Regions from separate parts of the Homo sapiens genome. Here region 1 is linked to region 2. Evidence: read pairs that join two places in POLR2A ChIA-PET (ENCODE). Cell type or tissue: PC-3. All regions are shown on one strand. Each heading gives the region's core, and the rest is flanking DNA. Links, peaks and the distances in the headings are about the cores only.

Region 1 (7,632 bases), core at 938-5,937, 390 kb before region 2:
TTGTAGGATTAACAGAGTCATAGAGCTTAATTTAAAATGATGAGATTGATGATGAGGAAAATGCCTGGGCCCTTTTTAGGTATTAGAAAGCTGAGCTGGCATACATTTGTTTTCAGAATCACTGAACCCTGCTCTATTTTACAAAATGGATTTTCAGAAGACCAGAGAGACTCAGAGCACTTCCATTTATTGAGGAATGTTTTTTTTTTTAAATTTAGGAAAGCCAAAACAATGTTTCAAAAATGGCGATATATTTTACATGTTGACATGTAACAAAATAACATTTTAACACAAAAATTACAATGCAAAGTTGTGGCTATTCATAGGATAATTATAAGATAAAAATAAAATATCCATTCATGGCACAGTGTAGGGAGTGTGGTCTCGCACTGAGGCACAGGTTCAAATTTCTGTCCGTCTGATCACTGTGTTGCTGGGACTATATGAATGACTTCATTTGGAGAAGGTTTAAATTTAAAACGCTTTTTGAATGCAAAGTCTGGGTTAACAGCCCTTCTGGACCTCCTGGTCTTTCCTGCAATAGGCCTAAGAATAACTCACATGCATGTATCACTTTATAGTCTTCAAAGGTCATTTGAAGGCTGGACGCGGTGACTCACGCCTGTAATCCCAGCACTTTGGGAGGCCAAGGCGGGCAGATCACCTGAGGTCAGGAGTTCGAAACCAGCCTGGCCAACATGGCAAAACCCCATGTCTACTAAAAATGCAAAAATTAGCCAGGCGTGGTGGTAGGTGCCTATAATCCCAGCTACTCGGGAGGCTGAGGCAGGAGAATCACTTGAGCCTGGGAGGCAGAGGTTGCAGTGAACTGAGATTGCGCCACTGCATTCCAGCCTGAGCGACAGAGTGAGACTCCATCTCAAAACAAAAAAAAAAGGTCATTTGACATAACTTATTTAATCTTCACAATGACCCTGTAAGGTAACAAATACAGGGTGCTGCGTATTGCATTGGGGTTCCCAGCCAAAGGGGTTGACAGAAGCGGAAATCCAGACTTGTACTCGACTTACCATGCTGTGTATCCTGTCCTGAGTTTGCCTGTTCCAGGAGAATAAGGAACTCTTATATAATTTTCCCAAAGAGACACAAGCAAACAGCAGTCCTGATGATATAATACATATGTAAACATCTTTATCATCATTAAAAAGCATGTCAAATTGTACTGGTACAAAAACAGATGCATAGACCAATGGAGCAGAATAGAGAATCCAGAAATAAAGCTGCATACCTACAATCATCTGATCTTCAACAGAGTTAATAATAATAAGCAATGGGGAAAGGACTCCCTATTCAATAAATGGTGCTGTGATAACCGGCTAGCCATATGCAGAAGATTGAAACTAGATCCCTACCTTTCTCCATACACAAAAATTAACCCAAGATGGATTAAAGACTTAAATATAAGATCTAAAACTATAGAAGTCCTAGAAGAATACCTAGAAAATACCATTCTGAACATCAGCCTTGGCAAAAAATTTGTGACTAGGCCGGGTGCGGTGGCTTACGCCTGTAATCCCATCACTCTGGGAGGCTGAGGTGGGCGGATCATGGGGTCAGGAGATCGAGACCATTCTGACTAACACAGTGAAACCCCGTCTCCACTAAAAAATACAAAAAATTAGCCAGGCGTAGTGGCGGGCGCCTGTAGTCCCAGCTACTCAGGAGGCTGAGGCAGGAGAATGGCGTGAACCTGGGAGGCGGAGCTCACAGTGAGCTGAGATCGCGGCACTGCACTCCAGCCTGGGTGACAGAGTGAGACTCTGTCTCAAAAAAAAAAAAAAAAAATTGTGACTAAAGGGATCTAAAATTATAAAAGTCCTGGAAGAATACCTAGAAAATACCATTCTGAACATCAGCCTTGGCAAAAGATTTGTGACTAAGTCTCCAAAAGCAATGGCAACAAAACCAAACATCGACAGGTAGGACCTAATTAAACTACAGAGCTTCTACACAGCAAAAGAACCATCAACAGAATGCACAGATAACCTACAGAATGGGAGAAAATATTTGCAAATTAGGCATCTGACAAAGGTCTAATACCCAGAATCTATAGGGAACTTAATTAAACTAGCAAAAGACAATCCTATTAAAAATGGGCAAAGGACATGAACAGACACTTCTCAAAAGAGGACATACATGCAGCCAACAAATATATGAAAAAAATTCTCAATATCACTAATCATTAGAGAAATACAAATCAAAATCACAATGAGATCCATCTTGTACCAATCAGAATGGCCATTATTAAAAAGTCAAAAACATAACAGACAGTGAGGCTGTAGAGAAAAGGGAACGTTTATACACTGCTGGTGGGAATGTAAATTAGTTCAGCCACTGTGGAAATCAGTTTGGAGATTTCTCAAAGAACTTAAAACAGAACTACCATATGACCCAGCAATCCCATTATCGGATATATACCCAAAGGAATATAAATCATTCTACCAAAGAGACACACACACTCATATGTTCATCACAGCACCATTCACAATAGCAAAGACATGCAGTCAACCTAGGTGCCCATCAACAGTGGACTGGAAAAGAAAATGTGGTACATATTTACTATGGAATACTACACAACCATAAAAAAGAAAGAAATCATGTCCTTTGCAGCAACATGGATGCAGCTGGAGGCCACTATCCTAAGCGAATTAACATGGGAACAGAAAACCAAATACCACATGTTCTCACTTACAAGTGGGAGCTAAACGTTCAATACACATCTATACAAACATTAGAACAATAGGCACTGGGTACCACCAGAGGAGAGATGGTGGGAGGGAGGCAATAGTTGAAGAACTATCAGGTACTATGCTCACCAGGGTGACGGGATCATTTGTACGCTAAACCTCAGCAGCATGCAATATACCCATATAAATAACCTACACATGGCCAGGCACGGTGGCTCACGCCTGTAATCCCAGCACTTTCGGAGGTCGAGGTGGGCGGATCACCAGATGTCAAGAGTTCAAGACCAGCCTGGGCAACATGGTGAAACCCCGTCTCTACTAAAAATACAAAAATTAGCTGGGCATGGTGGCCGGCGCCTGTAATCCCAGCTACCTGGGAGGCTGAGACAGAAGAATCACTTGAATCCAGGAGGCGGAGGTTGTAGTGAGCCGAGATCGCGCCACTGCACTCCAGCTTGGGCAACAAAGAGGAAAACTCCATCTCAAAAACAAAAACAAAACAAACAAACAAAAAACCCCACAAACCTGCATGTGTAGCCCCGAACCTAAAAGAAAAATTTTTTAAAAACCCAGCATATCAAAGTCCTTCAATACATATGATGCTGTAATGGGTCATTCCTTTGGGCTTTAGTTTTATCCCAGATATACCTATTGAACACCAAAGAGGCTACTGGGGCTGTTCTACACTTCGGTTGGAGCAAGTGCGAGGATGATGGATCAGTATAACTGCCCTTGCCCCAGAAATTGGAAATAATCATGCCTGATCTAAAACAGGATCAGTGGGTGGAGTTATAGAGAGAACAGCACACCAGCTTCTAACTCTGTACCTCCACTTCCACTTCCTCCCCCCAGTATTTTCTTCAGTCAGATTTAAACATTACTTCTTGTTAAAGTCATGTCTGTTTCTTGTAGAACTTTGCGAAGTGCAGAAAATTATTCAGAAGTAATGTTGAGAAGGAGTGGTGGAGAATGAAACACAATTCTACCTCTCGGAGACAAAACCATATGGAATGTCAAAAAAAAATATTTACAGTGAGGAAACCTGGCAGACACCAATTTAATCAAGTGATAAAGTTAACATCATGGAACAAACTCACATTTTGTAGCTCCAGATATGATGCACTGAAATGGGTATGACATCACTTCTGTGGTATTCCTGCCAAAAGGGAGGAATCTAATTACCTAAATCTAATAACCTAAATCTAATCATGAGGAAATACCAGATGAACAGGTTAAAGAAAAATAAAATTGGAGGCCACAGTTTGGATATTTCCCTAGGCCAACAACCCACAGCCATGTGTAGTCAAAACCTAAACTATCCTGATTTCCCTGAAAATGCTAGCCCTAACCATAACACACTTTTTCTTCCTTGTCAGCGTAATAACATTAAGCCAATACAAACAAGCTTATGCAGCTTTATTTGCACAACAGAGATCAACGTACTTCCTCATTTAGGAAGCTGCACAGAGGTCTCTAGTTTGGGAACTGTTATTTTGTATGCTCAATAATCTTTTTGAGAATTTAAATTTAATCTGATTTTATTTTTGGCAAACCCAAATTCAAGGATATTGTACAAAACAACTGGCCTGTATTCATAAAAAATATCAGCATCATCAGCATCTTTTTAAAAACGGAGGAATCAGGCTGGGTGCAGTGGCTCACACCTGTAATCCCAGCACTTTGGGAGACTGAGGCGGGCGGATCACTTGAGGTCAGGAGTTTGAGACCAGCCTGGCCAACATGGTGAAACCTCCGTTTCTACAAAAAAGAAAGAAAAGAAAACTAGCCAGGCGTGGTGGCATGCGCCTGTAATCCCAGCTACTTGGGAGGCTGAGGCATGAGAATCACTTGAATACAGGAGGCAGAGGTTGCAGTAAGCCAAGATTACACCACTGCACTCCAGCCTGGGTGACAGAGTGAGACTTCATTTCAACAACAACAACAACAACAACAACAAATAATAATAATAATAATAATAATAAAAACAAAACAGAGGAATCAATACAAATTAAGTGACCTAAGAGTCAATGCAATGTGTACTACAGTGTTTTCTTTTTCTTTTTCTTTTTCTTTTTTTTTTTTTGAGATGGAGTTTCGCTCTTGTTGCCCAGGCTGGAGTGCAAAGGCACGATCTCAGCTCACTGCAACCTCCACCTCCTGGGTTCAAGCGATTCTCCTGCCCCAGCCTCCCCAGTAGCTGGGACTACAGGTGCATGCCACCATGCCCAGCTAATTTTTTTTTTATTCTTAGTAGAGATGGGGTTTCACCATGTTGGCCAGGCTGGTCTCAAACTCCTGACCTCAAATGATCCGTCCGCCTCAGCCTCCCAAAGTGCTGGGATTACAGGCGTGAGCCACTGCGCCTGGCCACTACAGTGTTTTCTTTTGGAACAATTGTTGAAAGTCAAAGTAGGTCTGTAGAATAAATAATAGTATGTATCAGTGTTAACTTCACAATCTTCAAAAATATTCTGTGGGCAAGTGATAAAATCTCCTTGTTTTAGGAAATATGCAGTGACATAGTTAGAGGTAAAAAAAAAGGCATCATGTCTGCAGCCTGCTTTCAAATGGTTCCAAAAGAAAATGTGAGTGTATGCATGTGTGAGTGTGTGTGTGTACACATATATATCTATATCTGCATGAGGAGAGGGAGAGAGAGAAAGATAAAGCAAATGCGATAAAATAGAAACATTTGGGCTGGGCGTGGTGACTCATGCCTGTAATCCCAGCACTTTGGGAGGCTAAGGTGGGTGGATCACCTGAGGTCAGGAGTTTGAGATCAGCCTGGCCGACACGGTGAAACTCCGTCTCTACTAAAAATACAAAAATTAGCCTGGTATGGTGGAGCGCCTGCAATCCCAGCTACTCAGGAGGCTGAGGCAGTAGAATCGCTTGAACCTGGGAGGCTGAGGTTGCAGTGAGCTGAGATTGCACCCCTGCACTCCAGCCTGGGCGACAGAGCGAGACTCTGTTTCAAAAAAGAAAGAAAGAAAGAAAGAAAGAAAGAAAAGAACAAAGAAACATTTGGGAAATCTAGGTGAAGGGTACTATTCTTGCAGCTTTTCTGTAAGTTTGAAGTTATAGCAAAACAAAACATTTTAAAATTATGTGTTTTTCTATAGTATCAGCCTAAATAAGGAACAGAGAGAGGCTCTATAAAAGAAAAAGATATTTATTTTGGAATAAGCCATTGCAATGGGAGTAAGCTTTTTAAAGGAAAACATGAGGAGTATTATGTAATTGTTTTGAAATAATTATCCTTGGCTACAAAGATGAATAACATGGGTGATGCCAGTCCAGGGTTCCATAGGCAGTTGCTGGACACATGTTCTTGCAGAAGTATTTTTTGTGTAAGGTTGTGATGGCCTTTGTGCAAGGTTGTAGTTTTGGTAGTCTTTTTTTTTTTTTTTACGGACTCTCTGTTGCTCAGGCTGGAGTGTAATGGCGCGATCTGGGCTCACTGCAACCTCCCCCTCCCAGGTTCAAGTGATTCTCCTGCTTCAACCTCCTGAGTAGCTGGGATTATAGGCACCAGCCACCATGTCCGGCTAATATTTGTATTTTTTAGTAGAGACAGGGTTTCACCATGTTGGCCAGGCTGGTCTTGAACTCCTGACCTCGTGATCCACCTGCCTCAGCCTCCCAAAATGCTGGGATTACAGGCGTGAGCCACTGCACCAGGCCAATTTTGGCAGTCTTTTGTGACACTTTTTGTTATCAGGAATACAAGCCTGAAAACACTCTCTTCATAGCCTTCCCAGCTCTATTTGTAAGAGTTTTTTTTTTTCTTTCTTCTTTTTTACCATTAGTGACTCCTTTTTGATTATGACAACTTTCACAATAGCTAATACAGGCCTAAGGTACGAAACGCAAAAGATGCAAAAGGGTGTACAATAAATATTCACCTCCATCATCTCTGTCCTCAAGCCAACAACTTTTCTTGCCTAGAGGATATTTCTACATATATAAGCATATGGGAATTTTCTTTCTCCTATTTTTACATAAATGATGAAATAATAATCATGGTTTTTTATTTTGCTTTTTTCACTCATCAGTGTGTTTTATGAGTACATATTGCTCTGTCTCATTCTTTTTTAATGACTGCATAGTAATTCATTGTTTTTCTGCATGTACTTTTTTTTATTTTGAGACAGAGTTTTGCTCTTGCTGCCCAGGCTGGGGTGCAATGGCGTGACCTCAGCTCACTGCAACCTTTACCTCCCAGGTTCAAGCAATTCTCCTGCCTCAGCCTCCCAAGTAGCTGGGATTACAGGCATATGCCACCACGCCCAGCTAATTTTGTATTTTTACTAGAGATGGGGTTTCTCCATGTTGGTCAGGATAGTCTCGAACTCCCAACATCAGGTGAGTCGCCTGCCTCGGACTCCCAAAGTGCTGGGATTACAGGCGTGAGCCACCACACCCGGCCTGCATGTACATTATTTAATTAGTTTCTTTAATCAGTTTGCTATTTCCAACAATGCTATAATAAATTTCCTTAATCATATATCATTTCAAACATCTTTGGGTATATCTGTAGGTGAATTCCAAGAAATTCTTTTGCTAGGTCAAAGAGTTTGTGGATTTGCAATTTTGATAAATATTGTAAAAGTACTATGCAGAATGGTTGTGCCAATTTTTACTTGCAACAGTAAAGTGTGATAATATTCCCACACCCCTCACTAATTACAGTGTGCTAAACTTTATGTTATCTGCTAATATGATAGGTGAAGTATGGTGTATTATTATTGTATTTCTCTTATTTGGTGTGAGATTAAGTATGTTTTATATTTGCTTACTTTTTCTATTCTGTGAATTCCTCATATTCTTTGACCATTTTCTCTTTCATTACAGATCTTTTTTCTTATCGGTTTATAGTTCTTTATATATTAAGGAAAGTAGCCCTTCATCTGTGATAAGAGTT
Region 2 (7,632 bases), core at 1,597-6,596:
CGAGCGGGAGAGACCAAACCTTATGCCCCCTCTGCGAGCGGGAGAGACCAAACCTTATGCCCCCTCTGTGAGCGGGAGAGACCAAACCTTATGCCCCCTCTAATAGAGACCAAAACTTATGCCCCCTCTGCGAGCGGAAGAGACCAAACCTTATGCCCCCTCTGCGAGCGGGAGAACTCTGCTTTCAGCAGTGAGGAGGAACATATCCTCCAAATCCGAATTTTAGTCTCAATACTCTATTAGCAGGAAGGCCACCATATGACCCTTATGTTCTCTTAAGACACCTATTTTACCTAAAACTATAATGGCATCTAAGTAGAAAGGGGGTTTATTTTTATTTTATTTCATTTTTTTGAGACGAAGTCTCTCTCTTTTCCCCCATTCTGGAGTGCAATGGCGCAATCTCAGCTCACTGCAACCTCCGCCTCCCGGGTTCAAGCAATTCTCCTGCCTCAGCCTCCCGAGTACCTGGGATTACAGGTGCATACCACCACACCCAGCTAATTTTTTTGTATTTTAAGTAGAGACGGGGTTTCACCATGTTGGCCAGGCTGGTCTTGAACTCCTGACCTCAGGTGATCCGCCCGCCTCGGCCTCCCAAAGTGCTGGGATTATAGGCATGAGCCACTGCGCCCGGCCAGAAAGGGGATTTTATGTCGGGAAGTTGACTGGAACCACCACCTAAGAATAATTTCTCTAGTCCGGGCAGTAGTAGCAGAGTACAAAGCTCAGTCCCAGTGCACTGAGTACAAAGCACAGGGAGTCCCAGTGCACTCCCTCCATTAAGGGGCCTTGCTCAAAGCAACTGTTACATAATCTCTCCCGAGACCCATCCATCAAGGAGCCACACAGGTCACACAGGTCTAGAAGGTCAGAGGGTAGTTACCCAATTATTAGGCAGAGGACTGAGCTCACTTGGGGTAAACATGACTAGCCCCATTGATTAGGTCCTCTGGTACCACATTTGGGGGTCACGCCTGCAACCATGGGGTACCAATTATGGTGCCAGGACCCAGGGAGTAGGGAGGGAGAACAGTCAGGAGGATGCTCACACTGTGTCCCCTCCACCCTGGGTCACATCGAAAAGAACCAGGAGACTGAGGAACACCTTGATTCTTGTCTCTTTTTTAAGATGGGTAACAAGCCATCTTTGGCCTGCACTCCTCTGGCATGCATTCTGAAATACTGGGACTCCTTTGACCCTGAAACTTTGAAGAAAAAGTCAGGAAAGGCCTAGAAGAAGCCAGGAAAGTGCTAGAAGCTATTATTAAGAATAGCTTTTTTTTTTTTTTTCCACAATGGTGTGGCCTTCTTACCATCTCAGGAATGAACAGACCTGGCCAGCTGAAGGGAGCCTTGATTTTAATCTTATCCAACAATTAGATCTTTTCTGTAGATGGGAGAGCAAATGGCCCAAGGTCCCCTATGTACAGGCTTTCTTTGCCCTGCGGGACAATCCAGACCTTTGCGAGTATTGCACAATTGACTCAGCCCTCTTGGCAATCATATCAGGCAGGTGTCTGTGGAGAGTAGTTCCGCTAAGTTAGAAAAGCAAGTTTTGGAGGAGCCATTGGAGGCGGCTTCTAAGTGTCCCAGTCCTTCTAGTTTTCCTTATCTGGGCCCCCTCCAACTGTGCCATCAGCTCCTCCAGCTCCACCATCTGCAAAGCTCCCCACTGCCCCAGCTTCACTCCTACCCCTACAAAAAAATGCCAGATGGAAGGGGCATCACTAGGGTACCTGTTCCCTCCTCATTACAGAACCCTAGGCAAATAAAGGGAGACTTGGGCTGGTTTTCTGATGACCCTGATAGGTATATTGAGGCCTTCCAAAATGTAACTCAAGTGCTTTACCTCACATGCAGGGACGTTATGCTGCTTCTAAGCCAAACCCACACTGCAGCTGAAAAGCAGGCAGCTCCAGATATTAGAAGGAAGCTACAGAAACAGGCCATAGGACCGGGTAGTACCTTGGAAGACCTCCTGAAGTTGGACACTTCGGTCTTTTACAATAGGGACCGGGAGGAGGCCCAGGAGAAAAAGAGAAGCACAAGAGAAAGACTAAGGCTCTAGTGGCCGCTTTGCAGCCTTGCAGAATTCAGCATCCCCAGGGAGCATCCACTCATCACTATCAGTGTGGCAAGCTAGTGCACTTTAAGAATTGCCTAGGCAACAAGAAAAAGCCACCTCAATGCTGTCCAGCATGTGGTGGAGATCACTGGAGATCAGACTGCCCCTGGGGACAGAAGTCACCTGGTCCAGAACCAGTCTCACAGAGGATCCAGCAGGACTGATGGATTCTGGGGCCCAAACCCCCGGCTCCAGCGGCTCAGGCTGCCATCATGCTCAGCAGCCCTGGGTGATTCTGGAAATTGAAGGGAGGAGGGTGGGCCTCCTCCTGGATACTGAAGCTAGTCTCTCTGTCCTCTCCAATCCAGGCCTCCCCTCTTCCCATAGCACAACCGTGGTGGGTATCTCAGCAAAGACTCTAATCCGACATTTCTCTCAACCCCTTAGCTGTAGTTGTGGGTACTTATTATCTACACATACCTTCTTGATTATGCCTGACCTTCCCACTCGTTCATTAGATAGAGACATTTCAGCCCACATGGGGGTCTACATCCTCATGGCCCCAGGATAAACTCTTTGTCTTCTCTTAGTGGAAGCCAATATTAATCTAAAAGTGTGGGCAACTCAAGAAAGAGTGGGTTGAGCTAAAACTGCTAGGCCAGTTCAAATGCACCTTCTTTTCCTAACCTGAGACAATATCCCCTAAGGCCAGAAGCCAGGAAAGGGCTAGAAGCTATTATTAATAACCTGAAAATGCAGGGCCTCCTCAGACCCTGCAGCAGTCCTTGCAACACTCCGATACTAGGAGTGCAAAAGCCCAATGGGGAATGGAGCCTAGTTCAGGACCTTCGTCTCATGAATGAGGCCATAGTCCCAATTCATCCAGTGGTCCCTAATCCCTGCACCTTGCTGACACAGATACCGCAGGAAACTAAATGGTTTATAGTCCTAAATTTAAAGGATGCCTTTTTCTGCATACTGTTACATCCTGACTCTCAATACCTGTTTGCCTTTGAGGATTCCCCCCAGTCAGACCGCCCAGTTAACATGGATGGTGCTGCCTGAGGGATTTCAAAACAGCCCTCACTTGTTTGGACAAGCACTGTCAAAGGACCTTTCTAAGTTCTCCCATCCTCAGGTCAGGGTCTTGCAGTGTGTAAATGACACTTTCCTCTGTGCCCCAATCAAGAAAGTCTCAGGAAGGCACTTAGACTCTCCTCAATTTCTTAGCTAAAAGAAGTATAGGGTTGGCCGGGCGCGGTGGCTCACGCTTGTAATCCCAGAACTTTGGGAGGCCTAGGTGGGTGGATCACTTGAGGACAGGAGTTCGAGACCAGCCTGGCCAACATGGTGAAACCTGTCTCTACTAAAAATACAAAAAAAAAAAATTAGCTGGGCATGGTGATGGGCACCTGTAATCCCAGCTACTCAGGAGGCTGAGGCAGGAGAATCTCTTGAACCCAAAAGGAGGAGGTTGCAGTGAGCCGAGATCACACCATTGCAGTCCAGCCTGGACAACAATAGTGAAACTCTGTCTCAAAAAAAAAAAAAAAAAAAAAAGAAGAATAGGGTCTCAAAATCTAAAGCTCAGCTCTCTCAGAATTCAGCAAAGTACCTAGTTCTGGTCTTATCAAAAGGGAGCAGAGCACCTGGTGAGGAAAGGATTAAGCCCATTTCCTTTAACAGTTAAGAAAATTCTTAGGCATTATTGGATTTTGTAGACTGTAAGTACCTGGGCACAGGAAAGTAGCTCATCCTTTATACCACCTCATAAAAGAAACTCAGACAGTTAAAACTCAACCCCCTTTAGGAACCTAAAAACACAAAAGCCTTAAACTAGCTAAAGCAAGCCTTACTTAAAGCAACAGTTCTGGCCAGGTGAGGTGGCTCACGCCTGTAATGCCAGCAATTTGGGAGGCTGAGGAGGGTGGATCACAAAGTCAAGAGATCAAGACCATACTGGCCAACATGGTGAAACCCCGTCTCTACTAAAAATACAAAAATTAGCTGAGCGTGGTGGCACGTGTCTGTAGTCCCAGCTACTAGGGAGGCTGAGGCAGGAGAATCGCTTGAACCCAGGAGGCAGAGGTTGCAGTGAGCCGAGATAGCGCCACTGCACTCCAGCCTGGCGACAGAGCGAGACTCGGTCTCCCCCCCAAAAAAAGGACCAGTTCTTAGTCTTCCCATAGGGAAGGTATTTAATCTTTATGTATTGAAAAGGAAGAAAATAGCCCTGAAAGTTTTAACTAGGGCTTGAGGTCCAGCTCAACAGCCAGTGGGTTACTTAAGCAAGGATCTTAACTTGGTGGCTTAAGAATAGTCAGCCTGCCTCCAAGCAGTTACAGTGGTGGCTTTGCTGGTGCCAGAAACCTCTGGGTTAACCATGGGAAATAACTTAGCTGTGCCAGGCGCGGTGGCTCACGCCTGTAATCCCAGCACTTTGGGAGGCCGAGGCGGGCGGATCACGAGGTCAGGAGATCGAGACCATCCTGGTTAACACGATGAAACCCCGTCTCTACTAAAAATACAAAAAAATTAGCCGGGCGTGATGGCGGGCGCCTGTAGTCCCAGCTACTCGGGAGGCTGAGGCAGGAGAATGGCGTGAACCCGGGAGGTGGAGCTTGCAGTGAGCCGAGATCGCGCCAAGGCACTCCAGCCTGGGTGACAGAACGAGACTCCGTCTCAAAAAAAAAAAAAAAAAAAAAAAAAAAGAAATAACTTCGCTGTTTAACCCCACACAATATAACAGGAATGTTGTCCACTAAGGAAAGTCTCTGGCTAACAGACAATTGCCTCCTCAAATATCAAGCTTTGCTGCTAAAGGGATCTGCAGGCCAGTTAAAAACCCACCCTTGCCTGAGCCCAGTCACTTTCTCCCAGAGAAAACTGGAGAACCTGAACATAATTGTGAACAGGTAGTGGTGCAAACTGGAAAAACAAATGGTAAGAATTACTGCTTATCTTATCTGCAAAGTGTTAATTCGTGAAAAAGGATTTTCTTAAAGAGCACTCAGCTTAATTAAAAATGGATATCCAAGCTATAAGTACATCCAAAAGGCCTTCATGTTTTTCTCTTCATAAATCTAGTTTTCCTGGAAAAGGTTTTTTTTCTCACTCGACTGAATTACTTTTCTCCACTCTGTCTTGCCACTCTTGTTGCATGCATGAAAGCCCCTAGAATGACTTCTGGTGGCCTGGGCTGCCTTGGGACATCAGAAAAGGTGCCACAAATTCCATTCTGGGAAAAATCTCTGTTTTCCTTATGGAACCCCTGGAATTAGAGGTGAGTAAGTACCTCTCCAAATCTGTCCTTGTCTTCTGGCTATGCTTGTTTATTAGGCCCTGGAAATTGTACTCCTAGCCCTGTTCTTATAGGGCCTCACCCAGAGGCCAATAATCTAATTGGGAAATTGGCAAATGTAAGTTTTATAACTACTGGATCTTATTCTGTTTGTCTGTGTGGTTATATATGTGTTATGTGTGCAATGTCTATTAAAAAGAGCTCTAATTAATTGGCCTAAGAAAAATAAGCACTTAAATCAAATATTTTTAAAGGAAAAGTAAAAGCTGTGGTACCTTTCAGATCACATGACTTTAATCTTTAAAAATAAAAGCGGTCTTAGGAATTATTGGTAAAATACAAATGTCTTCAAGGTGTAAAAATGTGGTCTAAATTATGCAGGTCAGATACTAGGTTTGCTAAATGTTTTAAGGTTGTAAAGTGCTTCTTTTTTTTTTTGTTTTTTGTTTTTTTGAGAGAGTCTTGCTCTGTCACCCAGGCTGGGGTGCAGTGGCCTGATCTCGGCTCACTGCAAGCTCCGCCTCCCGGATTCACGCCAGTCTCCTGCCTCAGCCTCCCGAAAAGCTGGGACTACAGGCGCCCGCCACCACGCCCAGCTAATTTTTTTTGTGTTTTTAGTAGAGACAGGGTTTCACCGTGTTAGCCAGGATGGTCTCAATCTCCTGACCTTGTGATCTGCCCGCCTCAGCCTCCCAAAGTGCTGGGATTACAGGCGTGAGCCACCGCGCCTGGCCGTAAACTGCTTCCTTAGCCTTTAAGAACTTTCAACTTGCCTGCTTCACAACTGGTAAGGCCAAGAACATGTTGAAGTAGCCATGTCCCTAACTATGCTAGAAGGAGTCAAACTTCATCTGCATCCAGCGCATGATTTAAAAAACGTAGCAGGTTTTACATTAAAGTTAAAAATTGCTAAGCATTACCATTATGACTTGTAATTAAAACCACTGAACATGGATTTGCATGCAAGACATATAAAAACAGTAAAATATGTTTTTAGTTAAAAATTATACGATAGCATGAAAATATACATTTTGCTTAGGAATAAAGAATTGTCTTACAATTAAATAAAATAAAGTGGATGGTTTAAGCAAGTTGTGAGGAGATTGTAAAAATTAGTCCTGCAAAGGAAACTCTGTGTGTGACCATATTAACTAAATTCAAAAGGGTATTATATGTTTTTTTTTCTGTAAATTAAACACAAAACAAAAGCACGACAAGATTTTCTTACAATGCTAATCTACTCTTTACCAAAACTTGTCAAGGGTTGTGAAAACTTGTCAACAGGTCTGTGAAAATCTCACTTCATGGTCAAACTGGTTAAAATTAAATAGGATTGTCTATAAGGATTCATTAAAAATTAGTGTTAACATTAATAGCATACTAATGCAAGGGTAAAATTTAACCTCTCTTGAACAGGATTTTCATGTAATAGAAAAGGCTGATGAATGGTTTTTGCTTTTTCAAATTTTTGACTTATTTTGGCAAAACAAAACAAATAAAAAAAACTTATGGTAATCTAAAATTCTATTTCATAATATCGAGTGTTTTGAATTTTGAACATATTTAACAGGCTTCCCAAAATCAAACTTTAGTCTGAAGTTTGTCTTTCCTAAACTTTGGCTTTGGGGTGTTGCAGAGGGCCCCTGGAGCATCCAGAAGAGAGGTAAACAGGATTATTTAACATGTTTAGGTACATGGAATTGACAAAATGATGTCTAATAGGTTATATTTTAGGGAATAATATTAACATGTTTTCCACAACTGTATGGGATGTCTAGGGTTCTAGTGTCTGAATATGTGCAATCAATCACAATTAAGGTTGTTATGCTGGGTTATTGTAAATCATAAAAATAACCAAGTTTCTTTGTCAATTGTGTTTCTGACAGTATCCAAACTGGACATTTTGTCATTTACAGATAATTGTTGTTTTGTTTTAATTCTCTTCAAAAGATGTTTTATAATCAAGCTGTGGGACTTGAACAAGTGCTCTCAAATGTGGGTTTCTCATAACAACAACAACAAAAATACAGAACTCATGAAAAGCTGAAATGTTTATAAATATCAAGCAAAACAAAAGTTAATAGAATGGACTGAACTAATGGAAAACAGAAGCAAGTTTTTGGCTTTTGCTTGGAACACCGCTAATCCTTATTTTATTTTTCAGAGTCAAGGAAACTTGTCTTGAGCTAGCTACAGCCTTTAACAACTAAGTAAAGTATACTCCTGTAAATAGGATTTGAAGCGTGTTTGTTTCTCTCTGCCT

What was found. Peaks named below come from ENCODE experiments on the same cell type or tissue, not always from the same donor. Only the 100,000 strongest peaks of a DNase experiment are listed, where the experiment ranks them.
Region 1: POLR2A ChIA-PET joins it to region 2 with 9 read pairs; 4 of 35 experiments call an interaction of 5 or more read pairs at or near these places.

Annotation. Positions count from the first base shown.
Region 1 is chr3:183,104,568-183,112,199 of GRCh38, reverse strand. It overlaps LOC105374247 (a long non-coding RNA gene), which reads right to left and starts at 3,975. Exons shown (of 3, transcript XR_924772.3): 1 at 3,806-3,975; 2 at 1,032-1,123. It also overlaps a transcript of MCCC1 not described here. In PC-3, for the core only: no CTCF peak of the experiment used is centred there; no DNase peak of the experiment used is centred there; H3K27ac peaks cover 704 bases.
Region 2 is chr3:182,717,621-182,725,252 of GRCh38, reverse strand. No RefSeq gene overlaps it. Among named protein-coding and RNA genes, the nearest start is that of ATP11B-DT, 72 kb to the left of the region's middle. In PC-3, for the core only: no CTCF peak of the experiment used is centred there; no DNase peak of the experiment used is centred there.